Linked DNA regions of Homo sapiens: region 2 is linked to region 1. A link is an interaction called in ENCODE POLR2A ChIA-PET data of the cell type or tissue named here. Cell type or tissue: MCF 10A. All regions are shown on one strand. Links, peaks and the distances in the headings refer to the core of each region. The heading gives the core; the rest is flanking DNA. Region 1 holds the start of LOC124902741 (a long non-coding RNA gene). Region 2 has its middle 38 kb from the start of MMP12.

Region 1 (16,463 bases), core at 7,193-15,192:
CAGGCAGCCTGACACCAGAATCTATGCTATTAACTACCACAAGATTGTGCCTTTTAGATTTATAAAGTGGAAAAAGTTAAAGCTAAAACTTCTGGCATTTCACTCTATAAAGTTTTGCATTTTTACTTTTCAATTAAAAGTCTTCAAAATGTCTTAAGAGTTGCATGTATGTCCCGTCTGGGGAATATCACTTTTTCTCTGGGAAATGGAGGAGTATTATTTCATTGATGTAAGGAAAGAAAATGTTCAAGACTTGGAAATTACAGGTGTCTTTACAACTAAGGGCTGCACATTGTGTAGCTAATATTCTGGAGTAACTGATTTTATGAGGGTATGCATCTTTGACTTTTTATTGGGTAGACTAGTTTATAAATCTGTAAGGGTAGAAATAGTAGAGAACTGACAGTTACACGAAAGGTTTTTTTCTATATCAATGCAAATAAATCTTACTTCTTAGGGATAAAATTCATTTGTGCCAGATAGAAGAGATACTCTCAAACATTACATTTTGCTGTCCTATAAAGATATTACCTATTTATATCATTAGGAAATTTCTTTCACATTCCTTACTGTATATATGTCTGTTCTTCAGGCCCTTCTTTGAACTGATTCCCTCATTAGCTAGTGAGTTAAAGAATATCTTTAACAAGTTCATTTCATATTTGCATAAAATCATATTTTTAGCCTTTAAAAATTATACTTTAGCACAAATTAGTCAACAAGGAAGAGAACAGGACTGTCTACCTTGTGGACTACAAGTAGAAAAAACCTTAAATTAGTAGACAATTTCTCAAGCCTGCCAGAACTGTAGTTTCGTCTTTCTGATTCTGCTTCTCCCCTTATACTGTAATAGGATAGTGAGGAATCCTGTGCCTTTACAGGAGAAAGGAAAGGATGTACCATGTTTGGGCTGCATAAAGTTTCCCAGATTCACATTTTTGATGTTAATACTAGATTTGAGTCCCTGTGATAGGCATGAGGGATTCAAAGATGACTAGGAATCTATGTCTTCAAAGGCACAAAATATGGTAAAGACAAACAAGACATATAAACAAATTATAATGCAATGTAATAAGTAGATCAATAGAAGCATTTACAAAATAGAGGGGTAATTATATCTCTGCAAAAAGATTTGGGGGCCACAGAACATTTCCTATGGGAAACAACATTTGAGATGTGTTTTTAAAATATGAGAGGGATTTGTTAGGTGGAGATGTAGCTAAAGGGATTTCAGGTGGAAATGGAGCCTCCTCAAAGACTCACTAAAATAATATTTTTGTAAAATTGGAGCATAAAACAAAAAGGGAAAAGATGAGAAGGAGATACCAGGTCATTAACAAAATTTATTGTCATGAAACTTTATGTTTATCTCATAAATGATATGGCTTTATTGAAGGGATTTTAATAGGGATAAAGACCAAATTGCATCTTAGAATATCTTTTGAATGGAAATATAGAAGATAGGTCAGAAGTAATTAAGGCAATGTGCAGAGAAGAACAGCTACCATAGTACTGTACTAGTCCATGCAAAAAATACTAGAAACCTAAATTATAGACGTGGGGAAGACATGCGAGCAACAGCTAGAAGGGAGAAATCATAAGGTTTGGTGACTGCTTTGCATATGGAGTATGGCTGAAAAGGAATAGTATAGGGTGATTTTTTTAAGCATCTGGTTTAAGAAGTGACTTTGAATAGAGAAGGAAAATCTGGTTGCAGAAGAGATGGTGGTGTGATTGATGGAAAGGAAATAACTAGGTCTGTTGAAACTGGGGAGCCAGGGGGAGATGTCTAGTAGGTAACGGGATGGGGTCAAGGCCCAATAAAGGTGTCTGAACCAGAAATTAAAATGTTGAAGTGGTTAGTGTGTAGGTAGAAGGTCGCAACTTGGAAGTTAATGGGATATCTTAGGAGGACCATAAGTAATAGTCTTTCCAATATGTATCATCTCTGGGGTGATTTTCTAGATTATAGCATTATGGTATAAGAACATCAAAATATTTTAAGGAGGTCGTAATATACCATAGAAAAAGGATTTGCTGATTTATGCAAGACAGCTCCCAATCCATGAGGATTAAAATGTAAGCTCTTGTCTCTTCTTGTGTTAGTATATAAATATAATATCCGAGGATCACTTTTGTTTCTGGTCATATTGCAGTAACTAGTACTGGATTTTGCTTCTTGCTGTGATCAACTATAAAACTGAACAAAATGTATGAAAAAGATGGTTTCATTCATTGAGCACTAGGTAGTGTAGGAAATAGTCCAGGAAGGAAGAAAACGGATGGTGCAAGCCCCCAAGTCTTGCCTGCTTTCTCCCTTTAGGTAATTTCCAGGACACAGCACAGGGGAAAGGAACCAAGTAGAATGCAGTGGTCTCACTGAGTTGAGAGATAGAGATTAAAGTTCAGGGAGTTAGAGGTGGCTATAATTTTCAGGGAAAAGTAAGGAAGAGGAGGAAGTTACATAGAGAATGCACTCCAGAAATTGGGAGAGAAGACCCCTTGAGTCTGCTGATGAATACTGAACTGCATATGCACCACCAAGGAACTGTAGACTGAACAATTCTCAGAGATTACATAGGGCTAGGAGAGGTTTGAATTTCATCCAGCCTGAATGGCAAGATGTCTTTTAACACCTGGGGAAATCAGTGAAGCCACTTTAATAGTAGGACTCAGTTATTCCTACAGATAAGGGTACACTAGACCCACCCTAAACAAAACTTAAAATCAAACTTTGAAAAGATCAAACTGATCTGTAAATCACTTGACTAATCCCAACACTTTGGGAGGCTGAGGTTGGAGGATGGCTTGAGCCCAGGAGTTTGACACCAGCCTGAGCAACACAGGGAGACCTTGTCTCTACAAAAAATTAGCCAATAGCAGTGGCACACACCTGTGGTCCCAGCTACTTGGGAGGCTGAGTTGGGAGGATTGCTTGAGCCTGGGAGGTCAAGGTGAGCCATGATCATACCACTGCACTCCAGCCTGGGTGACGGAGCAAGACCCTGTCTTACATATATATAAATATATATATATATATAAAAATATATTTCTAAAATATATATATTTTAGAAACATTTATTGACTTTTTTCTATATATGTAGAGAAATAATGTGTACTTATATTTATTTATATTTATAAAATGTAATCTTATATAAACATAATCTTATATTATTAAACATTATAAAATTTATATAAACATTTATATTTACATAAATAAATCTCTCTAAATATATATATACTTACATATCGAGAGAAGACAATGGAGTGACACATTTAATATGTTGAAAGAAAAAAGGCATTATCGATTTAGAATTCAATATCTAGTGAAAACAACTTCCAAAAATAAAAAATGGTGCAGACTTTTTCAGACAAGCAATAATTGAGAGAATTGACTGTCAGAAGACAATTCTGTTAAGAATTGTTAAGGGAAGTTATTCCCTTAAGAAATGTTAAGGGAAGTTCTTCAAGTAGAAGGAAAATGGTAATGACTGGTAACGTATCAATACAAAGAAACGAAGAGCATCATAATGAGTAAATATATAGGTAAATATAAAAGGCAGTTTTCTATGTTTAATTATTAAAAATAACTATGTGAAGCAAAGAAATAAAAATGTGTTATGGAGTTGACAGGATATATACAAGTAAAATAAATGTATGACAACAATAGCACAAAGGATGTGAGGAAAAATATAGATGTGAGAAAAAATATAGATGTGAGATTCTTATAGGTATAATTGAAGTGGTATAATTCTATATGAAGGTAAACTCTGAAAAGATAGAGATAAAAATTTTAATTCTAAAAAAATCCACTAAAAATAGACAAAGAGGTATAACTAATAAGCCAATAATGTTGATATAATGGAATACTGAAAATTATTCTATTAATCCAAAAGAAGATCTGAAAAGAGGAAAAAGGAAGAAAGAACAGATGGGACAAATAGGAACAAATAGCAAGCGAATAGATCTCAGTCCAATCATATCTATAATTACATTAATTATAAATTGTCCAAACACTCTAATGAAATGAGATTGTCAGACTGAAACTATTTCCTGTCTCTAAGAAAACCACTTTAAATATAATGACATTTATTTTAAAAGTAAAAGGATGAAAATAATATACCATGCAAACACTAATCATAAGAAAGATGGAATGGGTACATTAATAACAGCTAAATTAGATATGAAACTGGTTTTCCTAATGTGGTTCCTTATCCAGGAGCATCAATAAATCAGGAACTTATTAGAAATGCAAATTTCAGGTCCCATTTTAGACTTACTGAATCAATTTAAAATTGAAGTCCAGAAGTCTGTTTCATCAAGCAAGCCCTCCGAGTGACTTTGATTCATGCTACAGTTTGAGACTCACTGTATACAGAGGAGCATTTCATAATTATAAATGTATCAATTATTTAAAAAGACCAAAGTATCCAAGATGAATTTGGATACCAGTGCTGCTACTCATCTGACCACATCACTTTGTGAAGGTCACTTAATCTGCTGAATCTTGGTTTACTCATCTGTGAAGTGTGGCTATTAAATGCTAGAGATTTCATATAATATATGTATGTATCTATACCACTGACACATACATAAAACAGTGACTGATAAATGTACTGTTAGAGTTGTGCAATGATTTGATACGTTCATATTGAATCTCTCCTGTCATACCAGTGGCCCCCTCTGCACATTCGCTCCTCATGTCTTTTTTCCTTAACTGCCGCACTCTTGGTCTTATATACAAATCCTAACTACCTTTCTAGTAACAAGCAAGTCCAGACTTCACTGGTCTTCATCTCCCCAGATGTACTTTTTATATCTCATATTTTGGTTCTTAAGTAGATAATAGTTCCTCCCTTTAAAAAATTCATATATACTTTATTTTTGTAATATTTGATAATACTAAGTATAGTTGTAGCATTTTATATGTTTGAATGCTTAATAAAGTTATAAAACATTATATGAATATACTACAATTTATCCACTCTACTGTCCAATGACCATCTGGGTTATTTCTGGTCTTTTGCTATTACAGATGAGGCAGTAGATTTCCATCCAACTTACAAAACATAAATGCAAGAGTTTCTGTATGGTATATTCCTAAATGTGGAATGACTACATTTTGGAATTATCAAATGTTTAACTGCTCGGGCAGCTATGATGTTAAACAACTACTGCTGATTGTTTTTGACAAATGACCTGGGAAAATGTTGATTGCACTGGGTGTGTTCTGAATCAGGTTAAATAAAAACAAGCCTTGTGAGTGGTGTTTTCCAGGAAACCGGCAGACAGGTCAAATAATGACAATTCTTCGGATAGGGCTTTGAAAGAGCTCTTACCTTATTTGGATGCCAGCAGCTGCTAGGTTGCTTGTTTTCATTGTAATTGTGGGTTGTTCATTTACAAGACCACCGTTGAGCAGCTCTCTGAACATTGAGCCACTTTTTTTGCTGCCAAGATTGTTGTATGCAGTTGATTCATTTTCAGGATTCTGAAAAAGTTGATTTTGACTTTTTGTTTCTGCCAATGTTCTTGTTTTTATGGAAAAGGACATTTTAAAGGTCCTTACTCTACCATCCCAGCTGACATCATTTGAAATTAATTTTGATGTACTTAAATTAATCAGCCTATTATTCTACAGTGCCATGTTTAAGAAGTTCTTTTCTGTCACAGGCTGCTGAAAATATGGCAAGCTGACTTTCTGGAGAAATTCTGATGATACATACAAGCTCTGCAAGAGGATTTGAAGATTGTGTTGTAGTCAAGAATGTACAATGAAATTACTGTATGCATCAGTGTAGAAAAAAATTCCTTTTTAAAAGAATTATAAAACCATAGCTTTATAAATCAGTGGACAGTGGCTTACAGAGAGATCTATCAGATGTGTTTACATCACATCTTATCCACTTTTTTTTTTTTTTTTTTTGAGACAGAGTCTCACTCTGTCACCAGGCTGGAGTGCAGTGGCACGATCTCAGCTCACTGCAACCTTCACCTCTCAGGTCAAGTGATTCTCCTGCCTCAGCCTCCTGAGTAGCTGGGATTACAGGTGCCAGCCACCACACCTGGCTAATTTTTGTATTTTTAGTAGAGATGGGGTTTCACCATGTTGGCCAGTATGCTCTCGATCTCTTGACCTCATTATTCACTTTTTTTTAACGGCTCAAATCCTTTGGCATTGCTATGTTCATATTTGTGTATTCCTTTTTTATAGCTCTGATAGCTTTAATTTTCTAAGCAGTCTGTCTATCAGATATGCACATCTACTGTGCTTGAAGTATAGTGCAACTCATCAGTAATAATGTGTACTAGTTATGACTTGTTGACATTTCCACTATAAACTTTAATTTTGAATTGTTTATGCATTATAACTGTGGATTTCTATAGTATTGGACTGAAAGTTGACAGGATTTCAGCCACCACTTATGAATTTTGATTTAGATTCATTATGTGTATCAGAATCTTCTTTTTTTTAAATAAGAGATGGAAAGCATTTCTTGTAATCTGCTCTTTAACAAAGAATTTTTTTTAAACAGTTTGTTGGGCAGCTGATAGTGTGAACCAGGTCATTTTTGTATTAAGTAAAAATAAAACTTTGAGAAACTTGAATTTTAAAAGTAATGACAATGCTTACGTTAGTATTATTTGTAATATGAATCATTTACATCTAATAAGAATGTTAGTTGAGAATGTTTCCTTAAAGTTTTATACCCTATAAATGAAGGCCCAGGAAAAATAACGTATAAGATGAAACAGCAAACGCTTAAAATTCCTGCTTATTTTATTAGATAAAAGTAATTTGAGTGCTTACCTAATTAAAAAAAAAAGATTGTAGTTGTTTCATGGTGAAACAGTCCTTCAGAATATATCGTCTGCTATATTGCAGGAAGTGAAGGTGTGGCTTGTCTCAACCTGTTGCAAATATCTTGAAAGGCAGAGTTCCGGGCAGTGACTGGTTATACAAAGTCCACAATTTTGATAAGTTAGAAAATCTGCTCTGTGACTCACTGTGTGATCTTAGACAAGTTATTGACCTCTTTGACTCTCAGGGAAAACAATACCTGCCTTTTAGATTTGTTCTGAGAATTAAGTAGGTAAAGCCTCTGACACTTAGTAGGCTGAAATAAATAAAGAAAGAAACTTATTTCTTCACATCTCAACTTCTTCTGGACCCAGAATTTCCCAGTTTTGCTGCTCTCCTCCTCACTAAGTACATTCATCCCCTAATAACCACTCTGACTTGTCGAGAAGGAAGAGAACTCATGTGGTCACTCTTCGTTTTCCCCATATTGCCCTCATTCCCAACTGCTTAAGCCCATCCAAAGTTAGACATAACTCATTTTTTTTTGGCCCTCATTCTAGCTATCTGATGGCTATGAATAATCATGTTTATTATTTTCTGAGAAGTTCTTACATAATTTCTGTTACCTATATCAAGCCCATAAAATAGACATTTAAATGGCCATTTTTAAGAGTGAAGAAAAAGGGGCACAGAGAAGATAAGCAATTTGTTTGGTGTCAGAGCTACTGAGTACAGAAACTAGGATTCTAACTGGGGGCTGTTTAACCCCAAAACCCATGCTTTTTCTACTATAGCACTTAGATTCTTTTGGCTGATAATCTTGTAGTTAACAAGGAATATGTTTTGATACTATTTGGCCCAATTATTAGGTACAAAATGTAAAAGTTGGTAAATTATCAACATCCTCTGTAATTTTTGGAGCAGTCAAGTTACCATGAGAATACTAAGAGAGATGTGAACGTAAGTGAGGTTTGAGGAGAGGTTTTTCCACTTATTCTCTAAATTCATGATCTTGAACAGCATGTTCCCATCTTATAATTGAATAAAATATGACTTTCAAAACAAAAAAGGATTGTGAAATGTGTATCAAACCACAAAGGTACTGGATTGGATGTGTATGCTCAGAACCTTAGAGTTGGATTTTGTTGACGTTGATGAGTGCTTACAAATTCACAGTCAGAAAGATTTTGTTCTTTTCCCAGGATTTGGAATATTTACTAATCTTCGTGAATGAGGAGGCTTTGTATTTTTGAATCATAGTGACACATAATGACTGCACATAGACTTGGGTCCTAACTGGGTCACATTCGGGCAGCACCAGTGGAAGATGATGGGCAGAGAAGACCAAGCTTAAAGAGAGGGGAAGGAAGTTAGAAAAATGATGAGAGGTACCCCGAAAATTGATGCTAATTATCCATTAGACACTGAGTTAAGAGACATTTCCAGGTTTCTGTTTTCAAGAATATGAAAATTTGAAAGATAAAATTTATAGAAAGGGTTAAGTCCAGGCCAAGAAAGTGTTATAAACAGATAAGAAGCAGGAGTTGAGATAAGTCTAAAGACTGCAAACTCTTATTTCTGTTTGTTCTGGTTTTGATTGGACAATGTTTGTACATCTCTGCTACTTACCGTCTACGTGAACTTGAATAAACCTTTTGACTTTTTCTGATCAATTTATTTATCTGTGAAATGGAGATATAATCTTTACCTTGCAATGTGGGTGTAAAGATTAGACATAATATATGTAACGTGTTGGGTACATAACTGATGATCAATATATGGTGGTTTTCCTCTTTCTTAAAGGACAGTTGTATATACATATAACTTATATATATGTGTGTGTGTGTGTGTGTTTTCATATATATATATATATATATATGTTGGGCATGGTGGCTCATGCCTGTGATCTCAGCACTTTGGGAAGCTGAAGCGGGTGGATTGCTTGAGGCCAGGAGTTCAAGACCAGCCTGGACAACATAGTGAAACCCTGTCTCTACTAAAAATACAAAAAATTAGCCTGGCGTAGTGGCACATGCCTGTAACCTCAGCTACTCAGGAGGCTGAGGCATGAGAATCGCTTGAACCCAGGAGGTGGAGGTTGCAGTGAGCCGAGATCATGCCACTGCACTCCTGCCTGGACAACAGAGCGAGACTCTGTTTCAAAAAAAATAAAATAAAATGAAATAAAAAATAAGTTATATATATATTTATGTTCTTAAAGGACAAGTTATATATATATAACTTGTGTGTGTGTGTGTATATATATATAATATATATAGTGTGTACATATATATAATAGTGTGAACCAGTTCACTTTTGTATTAAGTAAAAAACAAAACTTTGAGAAACTTGAATTTTAAAAGTAATGACAATGCATAGATATATATATATTGTGTTCTTTAAGAAAGGAGAAAACTATCATGTATATATATGTGTACATGTATGCATACACATATGTAGACATATACACACATATATGTGTGTATATAAACGTATATATGTCTGTTTGACCACATTACACACTCTGAGAAGATTCAAAGTCATTAATTACCAAAAACTATAAAATATAATGAAAGTTTAGAACCCTGGTTCCATTCTTTCCACCACATGGGTTAATGTGGAATAAGCTGGCTCACCAACAGCAGCTCTATGGAGTTGTATGAGTGAGCTCTGCCTTGGTGTACATCCAATCTTAATTTTAGCTGTTACTACAACACAAACTTTCATTCTGTCATTCTTACATAATGTGACCCATTCAAAGGATGTGTCAGCATTCATGAAGTCATGACTCAGAAGACGATGAGCTGTGTCAGAGCTGAGGTGAAGCGGCGCCTAGGACCATTACCACAGATTTGTCAGGGCAACGAGCATTACTGGTTAAAACTATTTGAAGAAATCTAACCTCTGGAATGAAGCACTTATGAATTCCGGAGTTTAAGCAAAAATTATGTGAGTAGCAAAAGAAGAGGTCATTGAGCCAAGGAAATACCCAGGACTCATCCTTTACAGAGATGCTTAAGCCATGGAATTAAGAGACAATTTTACAGTGAGAAACTGAATGTACAAATGGACAACTGCCAGATCATATATATATAACTTTGACCCACAACCTGCGGCAAACTGCCCAGGAAACCAATCCTCTTGTCTACAATAAATAGGCGAATTTATTGTCTACAATAAACAGGCCAGCCTGCTGCAAGTCAGATTTGCACACTGCCAGATTGTTACCTCTAGTGACAATCCAGGAAGCTAAACAATAACTTCTATCACAATTGGCCCCAAATGACCAAGAGTTGATTAATAACTGACAGCATCCCTAATTTTTGTCCCTGCTTCCAACTTAGAGAAAGATATGCCCTCCTAACCAATCACACAGGATGCCTACAGCTAGTTAGCCTCCCTATAGCATCCCCATTCCAAAGCCTCCAGTTTATCCCCATTTTTTTCCACTATAAAGCTTTCCTTCTCCTTCACCTGTCTTTGAGTCTCTGCCAAAACACAAGCAACAGTAGCTGACACCCTTGCTATGGCAAGCTCTGAATAAACAGCCTTTGCTTCTTCCTATTTAGTTGGTCTTTGTTTATTTCCACACCAGACAAAGATCTGCCAAGTCATAAAGAAAGGACCCCAACCTTAACTACAGACTAGCTCATTCCAATTCTTCCCAATTCACAAGCCTCAATGCCAAGCCATGCCTTTCTACTCTTGCCTGTCCTTTTTCTGTCTGTAATATCACTTTCCTTTCTTAATTCTTTTTACTTATATCTGCAGTCCTTCGGGTTGCCCTTGTGCCTCACTTGGAAGATTATAACAGCCCCTGAAATAGTCAACTTCATTTGCTTCACATTCTAATCCATCTCAATCACTGCCACCAGATAAATCTCACAGAAACACAGTTCTGATGTCATTTATCTGATCAAGAGCAACACATAGAAAATTTTCAGTCTAAGAGGACAATTCCTTAGTAGCCACTGAAGCAGCCTTTCCCAAACTTGCACTAGAGCACATAAAATGAAAAGCTTTTTTTAAGAATGATTTTTCCAGTTTTTATAAAAACAGTGAAGTTATATTAGAAAAAATATTCAGAAGCCTGTCTATGTTTGTCTCACGAAACCTGAAGAACCTCTTGTCATCTGAAAGATCTAGAAAGATATTTGTTCTCAGGGTCCAGGACATATATTTTTCTATCAACTATAATAGAAAACACTGAAGCTGTATCTCTACTGAACAGGTTTTGATATTGGAAGAGAGAAAAACGATTGTGAACTGAGTGTCATATTCACCTAAGATATTTCCCATAGGATATTTTAACAAAAGACATTCTCAGACATGCTGGAATCAGTAAATTTCACTCCTGAACCACCTTTGGAAAACGTTTACATAAAGACACACAATTGCCAACTGGCTAAAAGCGAACATTTCCAGAATGCATAGGTCAGGCTATGAAAAGCTTAATGGAGCTACGTTTACTGAACTTGTTTGAAAAAGTCAGTTTTCTGATTGAAAAGTGTCTTTTCAGGATTTGACAGCCTGGAGTTAAGCTTTATCCGTAATGTTTTTCATACCTGTTCTCCTGCTTCCACTCTAATCCTCATATGAGAAAAATTGTTTATCAAGCATCATTATTTTACCCTACAACCAGATGAAATATACTGCCTGTTGGAGAACCACTGAAAACTTTATGTTACTCTGTTTTACATAACTGGAATATTTGTGCCAAGAATATTACAAAATGCTCTTTCCCTCCATAAAAACAGAGTTGCCTGGAGCCACATAAAAGCTATTGTCATTCTCAAAGTATTTAAGTGATAGATTTCAACATTTTTACCACTCATGTGGAGTGATCTGAGTCATTATGCTTTTATAAATGAAAAAAGACTGAGCCATCACGTGCAGAAATTACCTGTGCCTCATCCCTTTTCTATTCTAATTCCCCTTCCAACTAGAATGTTTGAAAGTTTCTATGGCAAATAGGCATAAAAATCAGAATATATAGTCTGATTTCAACTATGAAAACCTATGTGATATGAAAAAGTGCTCAACATCACTGATTATCAGAGAAATGCAAATCAAAACTACAATGAGATATCATCTTATCCCAGTAAAAATGGCTTTTTTCCCAAAAAACAGGCAATAACAAATTCTGGCAAGGATGTGGAGAAACGGGAACCCTCATACATCCTTGGTGAGGATGTAAATTAGTACAACCACCATGGACAACAGTACGGAAGTTTCTCAAAAAACTAAAAATAGACCTACCATATGATCCAGCAATTCCACTACTGAATATTTATCTAAAGGAAATGAAATCAACATGTCAAAGAGATATTTACACTTCCATGTTAACTGCAGCACTATTCACAATAGCCAAGATTTGGAAGCAACCTGTGTCCGTCAACAGATGAATTGATAAAGAAAACATAGTACATATACACAGTGGAGTCCCATTCAACCATGAAAAAGAACGAGACCTGTCATTTGCAACAACATTGACGGAACTGGAGGACATTACATTAAGTGAAATAAGCAAGGCACAGAAAGACAAACTTCACATGTTTTCACTTATTTGTGGGATCTAAAAATTAAAACAATTAAATTCATGGAGATAGAGAGTAGAATGAGGGTTACCAGTAGCTGAGAAGTGTAGTGGGGGGTAGTGGGAGTGGGTATGGTTAATGGGTACAAAAATATAGTTAGAATGAATATTATATAGTATTTGATAGCACAACAGGGTGACTACAGTCAACAATTTATTGTACATTTTAAAATAACTAAACAATAAGTTGGAATGTTTGTAACACAAGGAAGTGATCAATGCTTGAGGTGATGAATACCCCCATTTACCCCAATGTGATTGCTACATATTGCATACCAGTATCAAAATATTTTATTGTTAGGCATAGTGGCTCATGTCTGTAATCTTAGCACTTTGCGGGGCCAAGGTGGGCAAATCACTCAGGCCTAGGAATTTGAAACCAGTCTGAGCAACATGGCCCTATAATTCAGATGGAATATGTTGCCTTGTTAGTACTTCTGTCCAGCTAGTGATATTCAAAATTGTGGAAAATATAGATGAAATTTTATAAACTCCCATGATCAGCATGATGTGAAAAAGAATACACAGGTATAAAGAAATTAGAGGAAATACATAGTTAATACTGTTAGTAGTGTTTTTCTTTTTGGGTCATGACTATAAAAGATTTATTTTCTTCTTTGTACTTTTTTATATATTCTAAATTTTCTATAATAAACATTTAACGTTTTATTTAAGTATGTAAAATTTATTTAAAATGTTTTGTAGAAACTAGTGTATTAGTTTGTTTTCACACTGCTGATAAAGACATACCAGAGACTGGAAAGAAAAAGAGGTTTAATATGGACTTACAGTTTCACGTGGCTGGGAAAGCCTCACAATCATGGCAGAAGGTAAGGAGGAGCAAGTCATGTCTTACGTGGAAGGCAGCAGGCAAAAAAAGTGCTTGTGCAGGGAAACTACCATTTTTAAAACCATCAGATCTCATGAGACTCATTCACTATCATGAGAACAGCGCAGGGAAGACCCACCCCCATAATTCAATCACCTCCCACTGGGTTCTTCCCACGACATGTGGGAATTGTTGGAGTTACAATTCAAGATGAGATTTGGTTGGGGACACAGCCAGACCATATCACATGGCTTTCCACCAACAATGGAATAAGCTCTAAGCACCTTAGCTACAGACTAATGGTCTTCTATGACTGGACTCCAACCTATCTTTTCACAACTTTATTTTTTATTTTCCATTATTACCCTTCACATACCTTTTATTTCAATAAAAAGTAACTCTTTGACGTTTTCCATATAGAGTCTTTCTTGACTCTGCATACTTGTATACTCTGTTACTGAATTTTCCTCCATTTCCACCCTTGTTCTTAGCCAAAAGGCCAAGAAGCAATTTTCCTCCATTTCCAGATCATTCCAGGCTCACTTTATCTGCTACTTTATCTATGAGTTTTTTCTAAAGGAAACACCTAAAGTAAGCAAGCACCTTCTGCTTAATTCGTGTACAACTTTTTACTTTTTTTTTTTTTTGAGACAGGGTCTTGCTCTCTTGCCCAGGCTGGAGTGCAGTGGCACCATCACAGCTCACTTCCAGGGCTCAAGTGATCCTCCTGCCTCAGCTTCCCAAATAGCTGGGACTACAGGTGTGCACTGCCACAAGTGGCTAATTATTTTTATTTTTTCGTGGAGCTGAGGTCTCCCTATGTTGCCTAGGTGGGTCTTCAACTTCTGGGCTCAAGCAGTCCTCCTATCTCAGTCTCCCAAAGTGCTGAGGTTATAGGCAGGAGCCACCATACCAGGCTTATTTCTTATAGAATTAATTATATAGGGGATTCTTTCCTTGGCTAGGTTATATTCTCTCCTTCCCTCCTTCCCTCCCTCCCTCCCTCCTTCCCTCCCTCCCTCCCTCTTTTCCTTCCTTCCTTCCTTTCTTCCTTCCTTCCTTTCTTCCTTCCTCTACCTTCTTCCCTTCCTTCCTTCCTATACCTCCTTCCCTTCCTTCCTTTCTTCTTTCTTTCCTGCTTTTAAACAGCTAGTTTGTTCACTTTTTTTTTTTTACTAAAATTTTCTAAACTTTATCTCCAAATCTATACTCTTAGTTTGGGTATTCTGAAGCCCTTGAGACTCAGATACTTGATAAATGAATGTATAGCTGAAATAATGATTATATCAGTTATCAGCTAGAGGTAGCAAGGATCCTGCACAATCATGTCTGATTAGTCATGGAGAAGTGTGACAAATAGGAAGACAAATGTGAAAAGTTACGAGATAGAATGTTACCTGGGATCACTGCCAGTTTTTAAATCCAAGGATTAGATTGAATGTAAATTTAATTCTAAGCCGCTGATCCCTGGGAGGTCAGATTTATAAAACTAGCCATTATCTGACCCTTGTATTTATTTAACCATATAACAAATGATTGTTCTGTGGAACAGTCATTTTGATTTCTTGCTGGAAATGCCCACTTTTTTTCCGCTAGTATTCAGTTCCTCCCTCTACACCTGGAGTGTTTGCTCTCCTCCTCCCCTCTCCTCATCTTCCTCCCCCTTTCTCTTCTCCCTCCTTCTCCCTCCGTTCCTTCTTACACTCAGTTGCTCTTTAATTTTACCTATTCCTTCTCATTACTGCATTGATTTTTAAAACATACTCTACAAAATGCAATTTGACTGTCTCATGCACGGTTAGAAAACTTCTGGTTCTACAAGATTAGTTTGAGTGTTCTGCAGACATATGAATGAGGACTTCAATTATATATTAGAGAGATTTTAGATGATAGCTTGATCTTTTCTTGTGGAAATACAACTTCTAAAAAATTTAGTTTTTAGAGTATTTAGTATATATGACATGTAGAATCTGCAAATCTAGAAATGTCTGCATGATTTTTGGATTTTTTGACTTTTAATTTACCTGTTTGACATTTGCTATGAGCCTTTCACTCATAACTAATATATTATTTAGTTCTCTAAGTAATTTTTGGTTACCTACTATATATCAGATACCATGCTAAGTACTAGGAATACAGAATCAAATGAGGCATGGTCCATACCCTCAAGTAGCTTACATTAGAATGAGAGAGACAGATAAACCATTTCACTACAGTTCAGTGTGGAAAATAGAGTAGCAGAGGCAGGTACAAGGTACCATTGAACAATGATTAATGACTCTTCCTGGGACTTGGGAAACATCTTTCAGGGAAGTCGTCGAAGCTGTTTTAAAATATAGCAAACTTTTGTATTTAGTTCAGGAACAGCATGGCCCATTTTGCCAATCACATCTTAACAGTTGGAAAAGCAAACATATTATCTATCAGGCTTTCCTCTAAACTTTAAATATGTTTTATAAGTTATAACTCCAGAGAAAATTTACAAAGGATAAACCTTAATATAGAAGGAATTAGAGCTGCCACAGCTTCTACACTTTTAACCTCTCAATATTTTATCTGTTGGGCTCCACTGTTTCTTCCTGGAATTCACATCACTGCCACCACTCTGTTCTCCTTGTCCTCATATCAATGTGGCCAAATATTTTCCCTGTATTTCAATCAGGACAAGACATGGTTTTTCCCCCCATCAAAGGAATGGAGAACCATAGAATACTAGTTTTAAAATGTCTTTAGGCCAGGTGCCGTGACCCATGTCTGTAATCCTAGCACTTTGAGAGGTTGAGGCAGGAGAATCACTTGAGCCCAGAGCTCGAAACCAGCCTGGGCAACATAGTGAAACCTCTGTCTCTATTTTTTAAATAAAATTTGAAAAAGTCTTTAGACATAATCTAGTCTAAAAATGAAGGCTTAAATGTGATGTATAGCCCCCTGCCAAGTGGCTATCAACTGTGTGGGCATCTTCAGTCATAGGGATCTTATTGCCACAGAGAAATCCCTTTAAACTTATTGGGTAAAATCTCTCCAATGTTTATTAAGAAACACACAAAAAATAAAGCAAAGAAGAAAATGCAAAAGAGTTATAAATGAGAGGAAGCAAAATGGGCACTTATTAAAGGTCTAATAAATGCACATTTGTATCCATCATTCTACTGAGTTCTTACTCCCAAGATGTTCTTCCCTTTAGCAAACAAATAAGCAAGTCAGCAAAGAAAGAAAGAACAAACAAAATGTGGTGA
Region 2 (16,463 bases), core at 5,505-13,504, 62 kb before region 1:
TTGTATTTTCAGTAGAGTTCAGGTTTTACCATGTTGGTCAGGCTGGTCTCAAACTACTGACCTCAAGCCATCTGCCTGCCTTGGCCTCCCAAAGTACTGGGATTACAGGCATGAGCCACGGTGTCTGGCCAGGAGTAACCAAACTTTTAAGGTGGACTTGTAGTGATCCTATTTCTGTCTCTATTGATTTACCAACATGCCCATGTTCAAGCTTTCTCTGAGAGAGAATCCAATTGGTTGACCAGTCACTATTCAGTGTGGAGCCTCTCTGTTGGGCAGACTTTTCGTGATCATGTTCCAGAGACTATTTTCCCACCACGAGTGCCTTGGGTGAGGGATCACTCTTTGAGCTAATCATCTGTGGTCGCAATGGCAGGTCACACGTCTATATCAGCATGGTGACTTTTGCTCGGGAAACCACTTTGAGCAGCAGCTCTGAAGTGACTGCAAGCAGAGGAGGTGCTCAGCTCCATGCCCTGTACGTGCTCTTTCCCCCATCCCATACCCCTATCTTGGCCACCGGATGCAACTTTTGCACCAATTTTTTTTAAACAGTCGTTTGAGCAATTATTGTCATTCCCACCTAAAATACGCCAGCTGTGAAAATGTGTGAGAATGTAATCTAAACCATTCTGACTTCTGCAAAAGAGGAAGAAAAAAATAAGAACTCTTCCTACTTCAGTGTATGACTTAGAGCCTTTCACATTATTTAGGAAGATGCGGTCAGCTTTTTTTACTGTGAATTTACTATGGTTACAGTAATACATTATGTGTCTGGGTTTCATTTCCTCTACAATGATCGAAATTCGTCGTAATAAAATTAAGACAGTGGAAAAATAAGCTGTGTCTATTTGTAGACAACACATAAACTCCTTTTCATTGCATAATAGTTCAGACAAGTTTAGTGACTATCTTTGTATAATCTATAGAGAAATAAAGAAGGTTAGTTATAGAGCTTCTATCATCATGTCCTTAAGCTGACCTAAATACTGAATTGGTCATTTTTTAGTCCAGCAGTTTGGTCATACAGCCTTAGTTATACTTCATAATGTTACGTGGTACCTACCACTCTGAGTGGTGTGCTATGCTCAAAAGTAAACCAGACTGGGCGCAGTGGCTCACGCCTGAAACCCCAACACTTTGGGAGGCCGAGGCAGCTGGATCGCTTGAGGTCAGGAGTTCAAGACCAACCTGGTCAACATGGCAAAATCTTGTCTCTACTAAAAATACAAAAATTAGCCAGATGCGGTGGTGCATACCTGTAATCCCAGCAACTCAGGAGGCTGAGACACGAGAATCACTTGAACCTGGGAGGGGGAGGTTGCAGAGTGAGCCAAGATTTTTGCCTTTTCACTCCAGCCTGTATGATGGAGCGAGACTCTGTCTCAAAAAAAAAAAAAAAAAAAAAAAAAGTGAACCAGTAGGTTGACCTCAATCTTTCTTTCACGCCTACTCTTGGCTCCTTACTCACCTTTCCTCTGAAAGGATGCAGCAGAATTGGATAATGGGCTTTCCCAGGACTCTTTTGAGTTATGGGTCCCACCTTCCTGAACCTAGTTCTACAAAATGTGGATGTGGCATCAAAGGCTTCTCTAAAATGACCTATCTCAGTCTTTGTTCCACCTTGGGAAAAGAGCAGAAAAGAGATGAGAAAAATTGAAGCTTGAATTTGTTCTAACTAGAGAATTCAAGTTGTCAGAATCAAGAAAAGCTTCAAATATTGGATTTCTCAACTTTGATTATTCATTGGAACCAATCACCAGAGGTCTATGTTTTCTTTTTTTCTTTTTATTTATATATATTTTTAGAGACAGAGTCTTTCTGTGTTGCCTAGGCTGGAATGCAGTGGATATTCACAGGCCTGATTATGGTACACTACAGACTCAAACTCCCGGGCTCAAGTGATCCTCCTGCCTCAGCTCCTGAGTAGCTGGGACTACATGTGAGTGTCACCATGCTCGGCCAGAACTACGTTTCGAACACTCACACTTTAGCGCCAACCTGAGGATTCCAATGTCAAAGTCAAGGGTGGAGATTGGCATGTGTTTATATTTTAAGTTTCTAATGGGAAATTGATACTTAGGCAGGTTCGAGAACCAGTAACTTGGATGAGAGGTTTATAATTTGCTCTTTTCCCTCCTCCGTTAGTAAGCTAGAGTTTTATTTCACTAAACAATAGACAGCACACATTGGTGTTATCCCTGCCTTAGAAGGAGAAAAGTTGGTTTTCAAGAGTAACCTCCTCAATCCACCACAGCCCTTGAAAGAAAAGTGTACAGAATCAACAAAACAGAATCATCCAACAACAAAGCAGCCTGACTTCGGATATTTACTTCCATCAGAAATTCCTGTGTTTCCATATCACTTCTGTTTCTTAGGTATTGTGTTTGCTTTGGGGGAACATGAATTACAGATGTTTGGTATAGCATTACATATTGGACTTCAATCGAATTCTTGAGAAAGTCAAAACAAACTGGAATACCACTCAGCAATTAAAAGAAACAAACCACGTACATGCAACAATAGGAAAGAATCTTAAAAACATATTACTGGTAAGAATTCAGACATAACATGTTATATACTGCCTAATTTACTTATGTGACATTCTAGAAAGTACAAATGTCCACATCAATGGTCTCCAGGGGCTGGGAGTGGGAGAGAGGGACTGATGCGAAAGGGCGAAAGGAATTTTCTGAGGTAATGGAAATGGCTATGTCTTCCTTTAATCTAGCACGTGATGTTTACCGGAGGACAATATGGCCTAGGTTGTTGAAGCGATGCTTGGGTGTCACGTGAAGTTTCGATGCTGGGTTAAACTATATTCTTTCTTCTGCTTGATCGAGTCTACTGTTGAACCCCTTATCTTAATTTGTTTAGGCTACTACAACAAAATATCTTAGGGTGGCTTATAAACAATAGAAATGTATTTCTCACAGTTCTGGAGGCTAAGTTCAAGATCATGGTGCTGACAGATTTGGTGTTTGGTGATGGCCCAGTTTCTGGTTCATGGATAACACCTTCTTGCTATGTCCTCACAGAGGGGAAGAGGGTCTCTCATATAAGGCACTAACCCCAATCATGAGGGCCCTGCTTTCAAGACCGAATCACCTCCTAATCCCCAATATTATCATCTTGGGGATTAGGATTTCAACAAAGAAATTTTGGGGGTGGGGCACAAACATTCAGACCATGGCACACTGAAATGCAACTTTGCATTTTTTCCTTCCTCTGAGCCCCTGGCACAACCATTGTTATATTTTCAGCTTCTGTGAGTTTGACTATTTTAGATACCTCATCTGAGTGGAATCATGTGGTATTTAATATTTGTCCGCTAATACTGGTTTATTTTATTTAGCATGATCTCCTCAAGGTGCCTAAAGTTTGATTTTATTTAGCATGATTTCCTCAAGGTTAGGATTTCTAACAGGATTTCCTTATTTCTTAAGGCTGAATAATATATCTTTATGTATATATATATATATACACACATATATATATGTGTGTATATATATATATACACACATATATATATGTATATATATATACACACACGCACACACACACACCCCTATATACTACATTTTCACTTTTTTTGAGACAGGGTCTCACTCTGTTGCCCAGGCTAGAGTACAGGGGCACCATCTCTGCTCACTCTCACTACAATCTCTGCCTCCCGGGGTCAAGCGATTCTCCTGCCTCAGCCTCCCAAGTAGCTAGGATTACAGGCGCCTGCTGCCACGCCCAGCTAATTTTCATATTTTTAGCAGAGATGGGGTTTCATCATGTTGGCCAGGCTGGTCTCGAACCCCTGACCTCAGGTAATCTGCCTGTCTTGTCCTCCCAAATTGCTTGGATTACAGGCGTGAGCCATCACACCCAGCCTATAATACATTTTTCCTTCCTTCCTTCCTTCTTTCTTTCTTTTTCTTTTCTCTCTTTTTTTTTTTTTTTCCAGAGTCTTGTTCTGTCACCCAAGCTGGAGTACAGTGGTACAATCTCAGTCTCAGCTCACTGCAACCTCCACCTTCCAGATTCAAGCGATTCTGGTACCACAGCCTCCTGAGTAGCTGGGATTACAGGTGCATGCCCCCATGCCTGGCTATATTTTGTATTTTTAGTAGAGATGGGATTTCACCATATTGGCCAGGCTGTTCTCAAACTCCTGACCTCAAGCGATCTGCCCACCTGAGCCTCCCAAAGTGCTGAGATTACAGGCGTGAGTCACCACACCTGGCTAATACATGTTCTCTAACCATCCATCTGTCGATGGACATTTAGGATATTTCTACATCTTGGCTGTTAGGAATAATGCTTCATTGAACATGGGAGTGCAAATACATCCTATTTTCAGTTGTTTTGAATAAACATTCAAAAGTGGTATTGCTGGATCACTTGGTAGTTCTATTTTTAATTTTTGAGGAATCTTCAAACTCTTGTCCACAGTGGCTGCGCAATTTTACATCCCCACAAACAGTATATTAAAGTTCTAACTTCTTCACATCCTTGTCAACACTTGTTATTTTCTGTTTTATTTAATGATGCTATCCTAACAGGTGTGCAGTAATATCTCATTGTAGATTTGATTTGCGTTTCTCTGATAATTAGTGATGTTGAACATCTTTTCATATACCTGTTGGCCATTTGTATGTCTTCTTTGGAGAAATGGTTATTCAGTCCTTTGCCCAATTTTTTTAAAAAATGGGTTATCAGTTATTTTTGCTATTGAGTTGTAAGAGTCTCTTATATATTTTGGATATTAATCCCTTATCAGATATATGGTTTGCAAATATTTTCTCCCATTCCATAAGTTGACTCTGTTGATGGCTTCCTTTGCTACACAGAAGCATTTTAGTTTGATGGTGTCTCACTCGTCTATTTTTACTTTTGTTGCCTGTGGTTTTAGGGTCATATCCAAGAAATCAATGTCAAGACCAATGTTATCAAGGTTTTTCCCTATGTCTCCTTCTAGAGTTTTTGTAGTTTCAGGTCATATATATATGTCTTTAATCCATTTTGAGTTGATTTTTGTGTATGGTATAAGATAAGGGTCTAATTACATTTTTTGCATGTGAATAATGTTTTCTCATTTTTAAAAGTTGAGTATTGAAATCTCCCACTGTTATTGTACTGCTATTTCCCTATTCACTTCTATCAATGTTTGCTACATATAATTGGGTCCTTGGATGTTGGTTGCATGTATGTTTATAGCTGTTTATCTTGCTGGTGAATTCACCTTTTTATCAATAAATAATGTCCTTCTTTGTCTTTTGTCATGATTTTTGACTTAAAGTCTATTTTATCTGTCTTTGAGTTCACTGATTCTTTCTTCTGCTTGACTAAGTCTGCTGTCGAACCCCTTATCTTAATTTGTTGGGCTACTATAACAAAACACCTTAGACTGTGTTGCTCATAAACAACAGAAATTTGTTTCTCAAAGTTCTGGAAATCGAGAAGTCCAACATCAAGGTGCCAGCAGATTTGGTGCCTGGTGAGGGCCCACTTTCTTCATAGAGGAAGATCTTTCCACTGTAACTTCACATTGTATTCTGCAGCTCCAGAATTTTTGTTTGGATCTTTTTTATATTTTCTCTTTGTTGACATTCTCATTTTGTTCATGTATCACTTTCTTGAGCTCTTTAAGCATCTTTATAACATCTTGACTTTTTTCAGGCAACTCATATACCTCTGTTTCTTTAGGATCATTTTTTGGAGGTTTATTTTGTTCCTTTGATTGGGCCAGGCTTTCTGTTTCTTTGTATGCCTTGTAACTGTGTTGGGATCTACACATTTGAAAAAACAGCCACCTCTCCCAGTCTTTATGGGCTGACTTTGAACAGGAAAATACCCTCACCAATTATCCCAGCTAGAGATTCTGGGGGTCTCTCAAACTTTTTCTGTGGGTGCATTATCTCTGTCTTTGAGCACATAAATTCTGAATTAGAGGGATTTGCCAGTTTATTTTTGGAGGAGCTCACGATCTCTTGCTCCCTCTGGTGTCTGTCTGCAACACTGAAGATTTTCTGGAGCTGCTTCAAGCTGCCCCATTCTGTTTTGGCTTTAGCAACCTCCAGGCTTCTAGCATATTCCAGGTCCTGTCAGTGCTGTGAGACTAGGGATACAGAAACCAGTGTCTTGGGCAGCTCCCAGAATAGTTGGAACATGGACATACATGGAATTCTTCTCTTTCTACCCCAACGAGGAGGCTATGGAGCTGTGTTGGCCTCTATCTGCTATACCACAGGTCCTCCTAAGCAGTATCAAGCTGCCCAATTCTTTTGTTGTCAGTGGTCCCTACATCTCTATATTGTCAGGTCCTGTCAGTGCTCTGAGACAGGTGAGACAGAAACCAATCCCTTGGCAGCTCCCTGAAAAACTAGAACATTGAACACATGCTCCAGTAATTTTCCTCCCCAGGGAAAAGCCAGGAGTTGGTGGTTTTCTCCTACTTATTTTACAATGAGCCAGGAGGAGCAAGTACATCAAGTGAGTGCTGCAAATCTTCACCTTTGTTCTTAGCAGCCTTCAACCTGACACTCTTTCCTGTCTGCACTTAGATTCAGGCAAGACAGAAACCAGTCCCTTGACCAGCCCCCTAAAGAGTCTGAATGTTGGATGTACTGTCTAGCCTTCTCTTTCCCTCCGCAAGCAGAAGACAGTAGCTAGAAGTTTTCTTTTGATAATTCACACTGAAATGGGAGAAAGGACTATGGTGAGTGAGTGCCATGAGTTTTTCTACTGGCTTTAGTGAGGCTGGTTTTGCCTTCCCTTGAAGTGCAGGAACCTCCTAACTTGTTTCTGGTTTTCTTATAAAGGGAATTGATTTATGTATTCTTGTTGATTCAGTGTCTCCCCGCAGGGAAGTAGAGTCTGGCCCTTCCTATTCTGCTATCTTGCTGACATAACCCCTTAGATGGTTTATATTTTGTGGTTTGCATCTTAATTTGCCAACACTCAGCAAAGTATAAATTTTACTGTATGAAAATTATACATATTTTACTGTATGAAAATTATACATAATTATGTATGTAAATTATACTTCAATGAATATGACTTAAAATAAACTAATAAAAAAATTAATGTAACAAAAAGTTTAAAAAAATCCAAACAACGATATAACCTAAACTCTCCTGGATATTCTCCCTTGATACCCAGCAATTTATGTATCATTAAGTTCCATTTAGAATACGGCTTTGTATCGATAAAATTTTCTTTTCTTTATATTTTTTTGGTAGAGATAGGATCTTCGCCATATTAGCCAGGCTGGTCTTGTACTCCTGGACTCAAGCAATCTGTTCACCTCGGCTTCCCAAAGTGTTGAGATTACAGGCGTGAGCCACTAAAATAGGCCAAAATTTTCGAATGTATGGTCTGTGCTTACCTCTGGTTTAAATTTTTTTTCTTTCTATTCTCAAGTATGATTTTAACCAAATTCTAAAATTTTCAATACCATGGAGAAGATATCATACAGGGTTCATCATTTCTAAATAAAAAGTAAATTTCATTCTACATTCATCACTGCATTCTCAGTGCCTGAAAAATGTCTGGTACATAATAACGTTCAGTAATTTTAAAAAATATATAAATGAATAGAATGTCCTTTGACAATTCACTGTCAAAGTGGTTAAGAAAATTAGGCTTCAGAGTTAGCTCCTGTTTTTGAATCTTGACTTTGCCAGTTAGAAGCTGTGTGGCCTTGGGTAGTCTGAGGCTCATTACCTCTGTTTGCAAAAGGGGATAATAATAATGCTTATGTCACATGAAAAGTGCTTGGCTTAATGAGAGCTTAACAAATGACACACTTCCCTTGTCTAAGTGTTGTTATTCAAATAATAATTTCTCATCAATTCTTTCCTACACATTTTCTTAATTGGCTGATTACTAGCAATCTGTGTTCATTCCAATCAATTTTGAGGAGACTTGAAATGCCAACAAAACTGTTTCTTTACAGCATTTCACTTTTACTCTCAAATATAATTACATTACTCATTTCCACTTTTAGCAGTTGATAGAACCTAGCAAATGACCAACATAAACTATGCCTTCAATAAATGTCATGTTCCTTATTCACATATTTATACCCACTGTGTTTAATTTTCTCAAAGTTCTTCACTTGGTACAAGAACTATATTAGAGTGGAGCCACCTCATCTCATCTATTCCTATCTCATTCCACTTGCTTTCCTGTTCACAAGCCTGACCCTAGCGGGCTTCTGGTCTGATTTCCTCTTGTTTCTCCAGTTCTAGTTTCCAGGAGGCTTTAGCTTCTGGCTCTGTTCTCTTGGGCTCCTCACCTTAGCTCTCCTTACAACCACTATTACTGATGAATCATAGGATATCTTTCTCCTCCATGCCTCATCCACCATCCACTGTCATGAAAGAAAAGCAACAGTTGATATCCTGCAGGCCCAGACGTTGACAGTGTTTGTTATATTTGCTTCAAGCTGTTGTTTTATTTCTATTAACAATAACTTATTATATATGTATGTACAGTATATTATTAAATATATTTATGTTGTAGGAAAAACTGGGTTCTTGTCACACGACCAAGAAAGATTGTTATGCGTGTCCGTGTGAAGAGACTGCCAAACAGGCTTTGTGTGAGCAATAAAGCTTTTTAATCACCTGGGTACGGGCGGACTGAGTCCGAAAAAGGAGTCAGCAAAGGGAGACAGGTGTGGGGCAGCTTTACAGGATTTGGGTAGGTAGTGGAAAATTACAGTTAAAGGGGATTGTTCTCTTGTGGGCAGGGGCAGGGGTCACAAGGTGCTCAGTGGGGAGCTCCTGAGATTCATTGTCCAGGAGAAGGAATGTCACAAGGACAATTGATCATTAGGGTGGGGCAGCAACAAATCTCTATGGTGGAATGTCATCAGTTAAGGCAGGAACTGGCTGTTTTCACTTCTTTTGTGGTTTTTCAATTGCTTCAGGCCATTTGGATGTGTTCGTGCAGGTCACAGGGGATATGATGGCTTAACTCGGGCTCAGAGGCCTGACAAAGATTAGGCTTGCAGACACTTTAAAGGGTGAAGAGGAACAGAATGTATTGGCTGAAAGGGAAAAACAACACAGCAAAATGCGATGAAGCCCTGCTAACAGGCTCTCCACCTCACCAATTGAATCCCAGGTTTCCGCACAGGAACAGGAGGGGCCAGGCTCCTTCCGACTACAAATGGCGTAAACTTCCGTGGCTCCACCCCGTTCTCCCAGTGCGCAGGCTGGTTGGAGATGCTCTGGTGGCCCCTTTATACTTGGCTGTCTCCTTTATATATAGTAATTTATAATATTTAATATTTCTATAATAATTTATTTCTTTGGCAAATATTTAATATACTTATCACAGAAAGACAATATTACAGATAGTGTTGAAGCTCCCCCTTCCCTATGAATCTAAAAGTTTTCTTTTTGAACTAAAACTTTGCTCATTGTTTTAGAGTGATGCATGTGTGACTGAAAATTACTTGGTAAAATTTAAGTAGCTCCTAAAGAGTGTGGTGATGAGATCAGCTTAGGAGTCCTTCTCTTCTCTCTTTTTTTGAAGCATGCCTACCAGAAGCTTCTGGTAGGGGGCCACACTATGAGAATTACTTACAGTTTTACTCCTACTCTAATTATCCTCACTTAACGCAACTCAAAATTTGCATAAATCAACAAAGCTTCAGAATGCATTTCTGCTGCTCTTCAACAAGACCTGGAGACTGACACTCACTTCTATACAATAAAAGCAGGCAGATGATTTAGCTTTATTGAACCATAAACTTTTGTGACAGAACCAATTTCCTTCTTTTTCATTCTTCCCCTTTTAGGAAAAGCATATTTTTATTTGTTTGTTTTATAGCAAAATATTACATTAGTTTTGCCTTGAGATGAAGTCAAAATTAGCAACAGAAAGTTTTCTTGATCTTGTAGACCCTCCATCTGAATAGGAAGCTAATGCTGGAGAGACCTGACACTTCATTTCCAGTAGAGTTAGGGCTGAGCAGGAATTGATGCAGGCAGGAAGGGATGGAAAAAAGACCCTAAGAAATGGAAGGGGTCTGAGGCTATCCCTTCTGAAGCACATTCCATTCCAGACAGAAAGGTGATAGGAAAATGGAAGGACCATTTTTTTTTATTGTACTTTAAGTTCTAGGGTACATGTGCACAACGTGCAGGTTTGTTACATATGTATACATGTGCCATGTTGGTGTGCTGCACCCATTAACTCGTCATTTACATTAGGTATATCTCCTAATGCTATCCCTCCCCGCTCCCGCCACCCCATAATAGGCCTCGGTGTGTGATGTTCCCCTTCCTGTGTCCAAGTGTTCTCATTGTTCAATTCCCACCTATGAGTGAGAACATGCGGTGTTTGGTTTTCTGTCCTTGTGATAGTTTGCTAAGAATGATGGTTTCCAGCTTCATCTGTGTCCCTACAAAGGACATGAACTCATCCTTTTTATGGCTGCATAGTATTCCATGGTGTACATGTGCCACATTTTCTTAATCCAGTCTATCATTGTTGGACATTTGGGTTGGTTCCAAGTCTTTGCTATTGTGAATAGTGATGCAATAAACATACGTGTGCATGTGTCTTTAAAGCAGCATGATTTATAATCCTTTGGGCATATAACCAGTAATGGGATGGCTGGGTCAAAGGGTATTTCTAGTTCTAGATCCTTGAGGAATCGCCACACTGTGGAAGGACTATTTTAAAGCAACGGCTCTCAAGCTTTAATCCATATCAGAAAATATAGATTGTTGAGTCCCATCACCAGAGATTCTGAAGCCTTAGGCCTAGGGCCACTGGAGAATTAAAATTTCTAACAAATTTCCAGGGGACACTGGTGTTGCTGGTCTGGGGACCACATTATGAGAACCACTATTTTATACCAATCCCAATACCCAGGTCTATGCATAAATGCATAACATAAGATTCTCTTTTGTGTAACAAACTGAACCTCTGTAAGCTTCCGGATATTATTGTCATAACTATGGGTAACACATTGCAGTGGGATCATTATGATTCCCTTAAAATATTTTAACCTGTGCTCAAAAACAAAATGTCAGGCCTCTAAGCCCAAGCTAAGCCATCATATCCCCTGTGACCTGCACGTACACAACCAGATGGCCGGTTCCTGCCTTAACTGATGACATTCCACCACAAAAGAAGTGAAAATCATCTGTTCCTGCCTTAACTGATGACATTCTCTTGTGAAATTCCTTCTCCTGGCTCATCCTGGCTCAAAAACTCCCCTACTGAGCACCTTGTGACCCCCACTCCTACCCGCCAGAGAACAACCCCTTTGACTGTAATTTTCCTTTACCTACCCAAATCCTATAAAACGGCCCCACCTCTATCTCCTTTCACTGACTCTCTTTTCAGACTCAGCCCACCTGCACCCAGGTGATTAAAAGCTTTATTGCTCACACAAAGCCTGTTTGGTGGTCTCTTCACACAAACGTGCGTGAAATTTGGTGCCATGACTCAGATTGGGGGACCTCCCTTGGGAGATCAATCCCCTGTCCTCCTGCTCTTTGCTCTGTGAGAAAGATCCACCTATGACCTCAGGTCCTCAGACCAACCAGCCCAAGAAACATCTCACCAATGTCAAATCCAGTAAGCGGCCTCTTTTTACTCTCTTCTGCAACCTCCCTCACTATCCCTCACCCTCTTTCTCCTTTCAATCTTGGCGCCACACTTCAATCTCTCCCTTCTCTTAATTTCAATTCCTTTCATTTTCTGGTAGAGACAAAGGAGACACGTTTTATCCATGGACCCAAAACTCCAGCGCCGGTCATGGACTGGGAAGGCAGCCTTCCCTTGGTGTTTAATCATTGCAGGGACGCCTCTCTGATTATTCATCCATGTTTCAGAGGTGTCAGACCATGCAGGGACGCCTGCCTTTGTCCTTCACCTTTAGTGGCAAGTCCCACTTTTCTGGGAGAGGGGCAAGTACCCCAACCCCTTCTCTCCATGTCTCTACCCCTTCTCTGCTTTTCTGGATGGGCAAGAACCCCTCAACACCTTCTCCTTCACCCTTAGTGGCAAGTCCCACTTTTCTAGGGGGCAAGAATCCCCAATCCCTTATTTCCATGCCCCAACCTCTTATCTCTGTGCCCCAATACCTTATTTCTATGCCCTGACCTCTAATCTCTGCACCCCAATCCCTTATTTCCATGACCCAACCTCTTATCTCTGTGCCCTGATCCCTTATTTCCACACCCCGACCTCTTATCTCTGTGCCCCAATCCCTTATTTCCACATTCTGACCTCTTATCTCTGCACCCCAACCCCTTATTTCCATGCCCTGACCCCTTTCCCGCTTTTCTGAAGGGTAAGAACCCCCGAGCCCCTTCCCTCCATGTCTCTACGCTTCTCTTTAAACTTGCCTCCTTCACTATAGGCAAACTTCCACCTTCCATTCCTCCTTCTTCTCCCTTAGCCTGTGTTCCTAAGAACTTAAAACCTCTTCAACTCTTGCCTGACCTAAAGTCTAAGCATCTTGTTTTCTTCTGAAATGCCACTTGACCCCAATACAAACTAGACAGTAGTTCCAAATAGCCAGAAAATGGCACTTTCAATTTTTCCATCCTACAAGATCTAAATACTTCTTATCATAAAATGGGCAAATGGTCTGAAGTGCCTGATGTCCAGGCATTCTTTTACACATCGGTCCCTCCCTAGTCTCTGTTCCTGAAGCAACTCATCCCAAATCTTCCTTCTTTCCCTCCCGCCTGTCCCCAGTCCCAACCCCAAGCGTTGCTAAGTCTTTCTAATCTTCCTTTTCTACAGACCCATCTGACCTCTCCCCTCCTTGCCAGGCTGAGCTAGGTCCCAATTCTTCCTCAGCCTCCACTCCTCCACCCTATAATCCTTTTATCTCCTCCCTTCCTCACACCTGGTCCGGCTTACAGTTTCGTTCCGTGACTAGCCCTCCCCCACCTGCCCAGCAATTTACTCTTAAAAAGGTGGCTGCAGCTAAAGGCATAGTCAAAGTTAATGCTCCTTTTTCTTTATCCCAAATCAGAAGCGTTTAGGCTCTTTTTCATCAGATATAAAAACCCAGCCCAGTTCATGGCTCGTTTGGCAGCAACCCTGAGATGCTTTACAGCCCTAGACCCTAACAGGTCAAAAGGCCGTCTTATTCTCAATATACATTTTATTACCCAATCTGCTCCCAACATTAAATAAAACTCCAAAAATTAAATTCCGGCTCTCAAACCCAACAACAGGACTTAATTAACCTCGCCTACTAGGTGTACAATAACAGAGTAGAGGCAGCCAAGTAGCAACACATTTCTGAGTTGCAATTCCTTGCCTCCACTGTGAGACAAACCCCAGCCACATCTCGAGCACACAAGAACTTCCAAACACCTAAACCGCAGTGGCCAGACGTTCCTCCAGGCCCGCCTCCCCCAGGAGCTTGCTACAAGTGCCAGAAATCTGGCCACTAGGCCAAGGAATGCCCGCAGCCCGGGATTCCTCCTAAGCCGCGTCCCATCTGTGTGGGACCCCACTGAAAATCGCACTGTTCAACTCACCTGGCAGCCACTCCCAGAGCCCCTGGAACTCTGGCCCAGGGCTCTCTGACTGACTCCTTCCCAGATCTTCTCGGCTTAGCGGCTGAAGACTGACGCTGCCCGATCACCTCAGAAGCCCCGTAGACCATCACGGACGCCGAGCTTCAGGTAACTCTCACAGTGGAGGGTAAGTCCGTCCCCTTCTTAATCAATACGGAGGCTATGCACTCCACATTACCTTCTTTTCAAGGGCCTGTTTCCCTTGCCTCCATAACTGTTGTGGGTATTGACGGCCAGGCTTCTAAACCTCTTAAAACTCCCCAACTCTGGTGCCAACTTAGACAATACTCTTTTAAGCACTCCTTTTTAGTTATCCCCACCTGCCCAGTTCCCTTATTAGGCCGAGACACTTTAAGTGATCTGCTTCCCTGACTATTCCTGGACTACAGCTACATCTCATTGCCACCCTTCTTCCCAATCCAAAGCCTCCTTTGCATCCTCCTCTTGTATCCCCCCACCTTAACCCACAAGTATAAGATACCTCTACTCCCTCCTTGGCGACCGATCATGCACCCCTTACCATCTCATTAAAACCTAATCACCCTTACCTCGCTCAATGCCAATATGGCATCCCACAGCACACTTTAAAAGGATTTAAAGTAGCAGCCTGTTATCACTCGCCTGCTACAGCATGGCCTTTTAAAGCCTATAAACTCTCCTTACAATTCCCCCATTTTACCTGTCCTAGAGGCTTACAGGTTAGTTCAGGATCTGCGCCTTATCAACAAAATTGTTTTGCCTCTCCACCCCGTGGTGCCAAACCCATATACTCTCCTATCCTCAATACTTCCCTCGACAACCCATTATTCTGTTCTAGATCTCAAATATGCTTTCTTTACTATTCCTTTGCACCCTTCATCCCAGCCTCTCTTTGCTTTCACTTGGACTGACCCTGACACCCATCAGGCTCAGCAAATTACCTGGGCTGTACTGCCGCAAGTCTTCACAGACAGCCCCCATTACTTCAGTCAAGCCCAAATTTCTTCCTCATCTGTTACCTATCTCAGCGTAATTCTCATAAAAACACACATGCTCTCCCTGCCGATCATGTCCAGCTGATCTCTCAAACCCCAACACCTTCTACAAAACAATAACTCCTTTCCTTCCTAGGCATGGTTAGATACTTTCGACTTTAGATACCTGGTTTTGCCATCCTAACAAAACCATTATATAATCTCGAAAAAAGAAACCTAGCTGACCCCATAGATCCTAAATCCTTTCCCCACTCCTCTTTCCATTCCTTGAAGACAGCTTTAGAGACTGCCCCCACCCTAGCTCTGACTCACCCCAACCCTTTTCATTACCCACAGCCGAAGTGCAGGGCTGTGCAGTTGGAATTCTTACACAAGAACTGGGACCGCGCCCTGTAGCCTTTTTATCCAAACAACTTGACCTTACTGTTTTGCCTAGCCCTCAAGTCTGTGTGTGGCAGCCACCGCTGCCCTAGTACTTTTAGAGGCCCTTAAAATCACAAACTGTGCTCAACTCACTCTCTACAGTTCTCATAACTTCCAAAATCTATTTTCTTCCTCACACCTGATGCATATACTTTCTGCTTCCCGGCTCCTTCAGCTGTACTCACTCTTTGTTGAGTCTCCCACAATTACCATTGTTCCTGGCCCAGACTTCAATCCAGCCTCCCACGTTATTCCTGATACCACACCTGACCCCCATGACTCTATCTCTCTGATCCACCTGACATTCACCCCATTTCCCCATATTTCCTTCTTTCCTGTTCCTTACCCTGATCACACTTAGTTTATTGATGGCAGTTCCACCAGGCCTAATGGCCACACACCAGCAAAAGCAGGCTATGCTATAGTACAAGCCACTAGCCCGCCTCTTAGAACCTCTCATTTCCTTTCCATCGTGGAAATCTATCCTCAAGGAAACAACTTCTCAGTGTTCCATCTGCTATTCTACTACTCCTCAGGGATTATTCAGGCACCCTCCCTTCCCTACACATCAAGCTCGAAGATTTGCCCCCGCCCAGGACTGGCAAATTGGCTTTACTCAACATGCCCTGAGTCAGAAAACAAAAATACCTGTTAGTCTAAGTAGACACTTTCACTGGATAAGTAGAGGCCTTTCCTACAGGGTCTGAGAAGGCCACCACAGTCATTTCTTCCTTTCTATCAGACGTAATTCCTCAATTTAGCCTTCCCACCTCTATACAGTCTGATAACAGACCAGCCTTTATTAGTCAAATCAGCCAAGCAGTTTTTCAGGCTCTTGGTATTCAGTGAAACCTTTATATCCCTTACAGTCCTCAGTCTTCAGGAAAAGTAGAACGGACTAAAGGTCTTTTAAAAACACACCTCACCAAGCTCAGCCACCAATTTAAAAAGGAATGGACAATACTTTTACCACTTTCCCTTCTCAGAATTCAGGCCTGTCCTCAGAATGCTACAAGGTACAGCCCATTTGAGCTCCTGTATAGATGCTCCTTTTTATTAGGCCCCAGTCTCATCCCAGACACCAGACCAACTTAGACTGTGCCCCCAAAAAACTTGTCATCCCTACTATTTTCTGTCTAGTAATACTCCTATTCACCGTTCTCAACTACTCATAAATGCCCTGCTCTTGTTTACACTGCCAGTTTACACTGTTTCTCCAATCACAGCTGATATCTCCTGGTGCTATACCCAAACCGCCGCTCTTAAAGTAAATAAATAATCTTTGCTGGCAAGGCTATGCTGAACCTCCTTAGGCACTCTCTAATTAGATGTCCTAGGTCCTCCCAATTCTTAGTCCTTTAATACCTGTTTTTCTCCTTCTCTTATTCTGTTTAGTTTTTTCAATTCATACAAAACCGTATCCAGGCCATCACTAATAATTCTACACGACAAATGTTTCTTCTAACAACCCCACAATATCACCCCTTACCACAAAATCTTCCTTCAG

What was found. ChIA-PET counts read pairs that join two places held together with the same protein. Peaks named below come from ENCODE experiments on the same cell type or tissue, not always from the same donor. Only the 100,000 strongest peaks of a DNase experiment are listed, where the experiment ranks them.
Region 2: POLR2A ChIA-PET joins it to region 1 with 11 read pairs; 2 of 35 experiments call an interaction of 5 or more read pairs at or near these places.

What each region holds. Positions count from the first base shown.
Region 1 is chr11:102,844,660-102,861,122 of GRCh38, reverse strand. It overlaps LOC124902741 (a long non-coding RNA gene), which reads right to left and starts at 8,650. Exons shown (of 3, transcript XR_007062868.1): 1 at 6,812-8,650; 2 at 5,340-5,491. In MCF 10A, for the core only: no CTCF peak of the experiment used is centred there; DNase peaks (open chromatin) are centred at 9,592 and 11,592.
Region 2 is chr11:102,904,485-102,920,947 of GRCh38, reverse strand. No RefSeq gene overlaps it. Among named protein-coding and RNA genes, the nearest start is that of MMP12, 38 kb to the right of the region's middle. In MCF 10A, for the core only: a CTCF peak has its summit at 5,964 (motif pointing left); no DNase peak of the experiment used is centred there.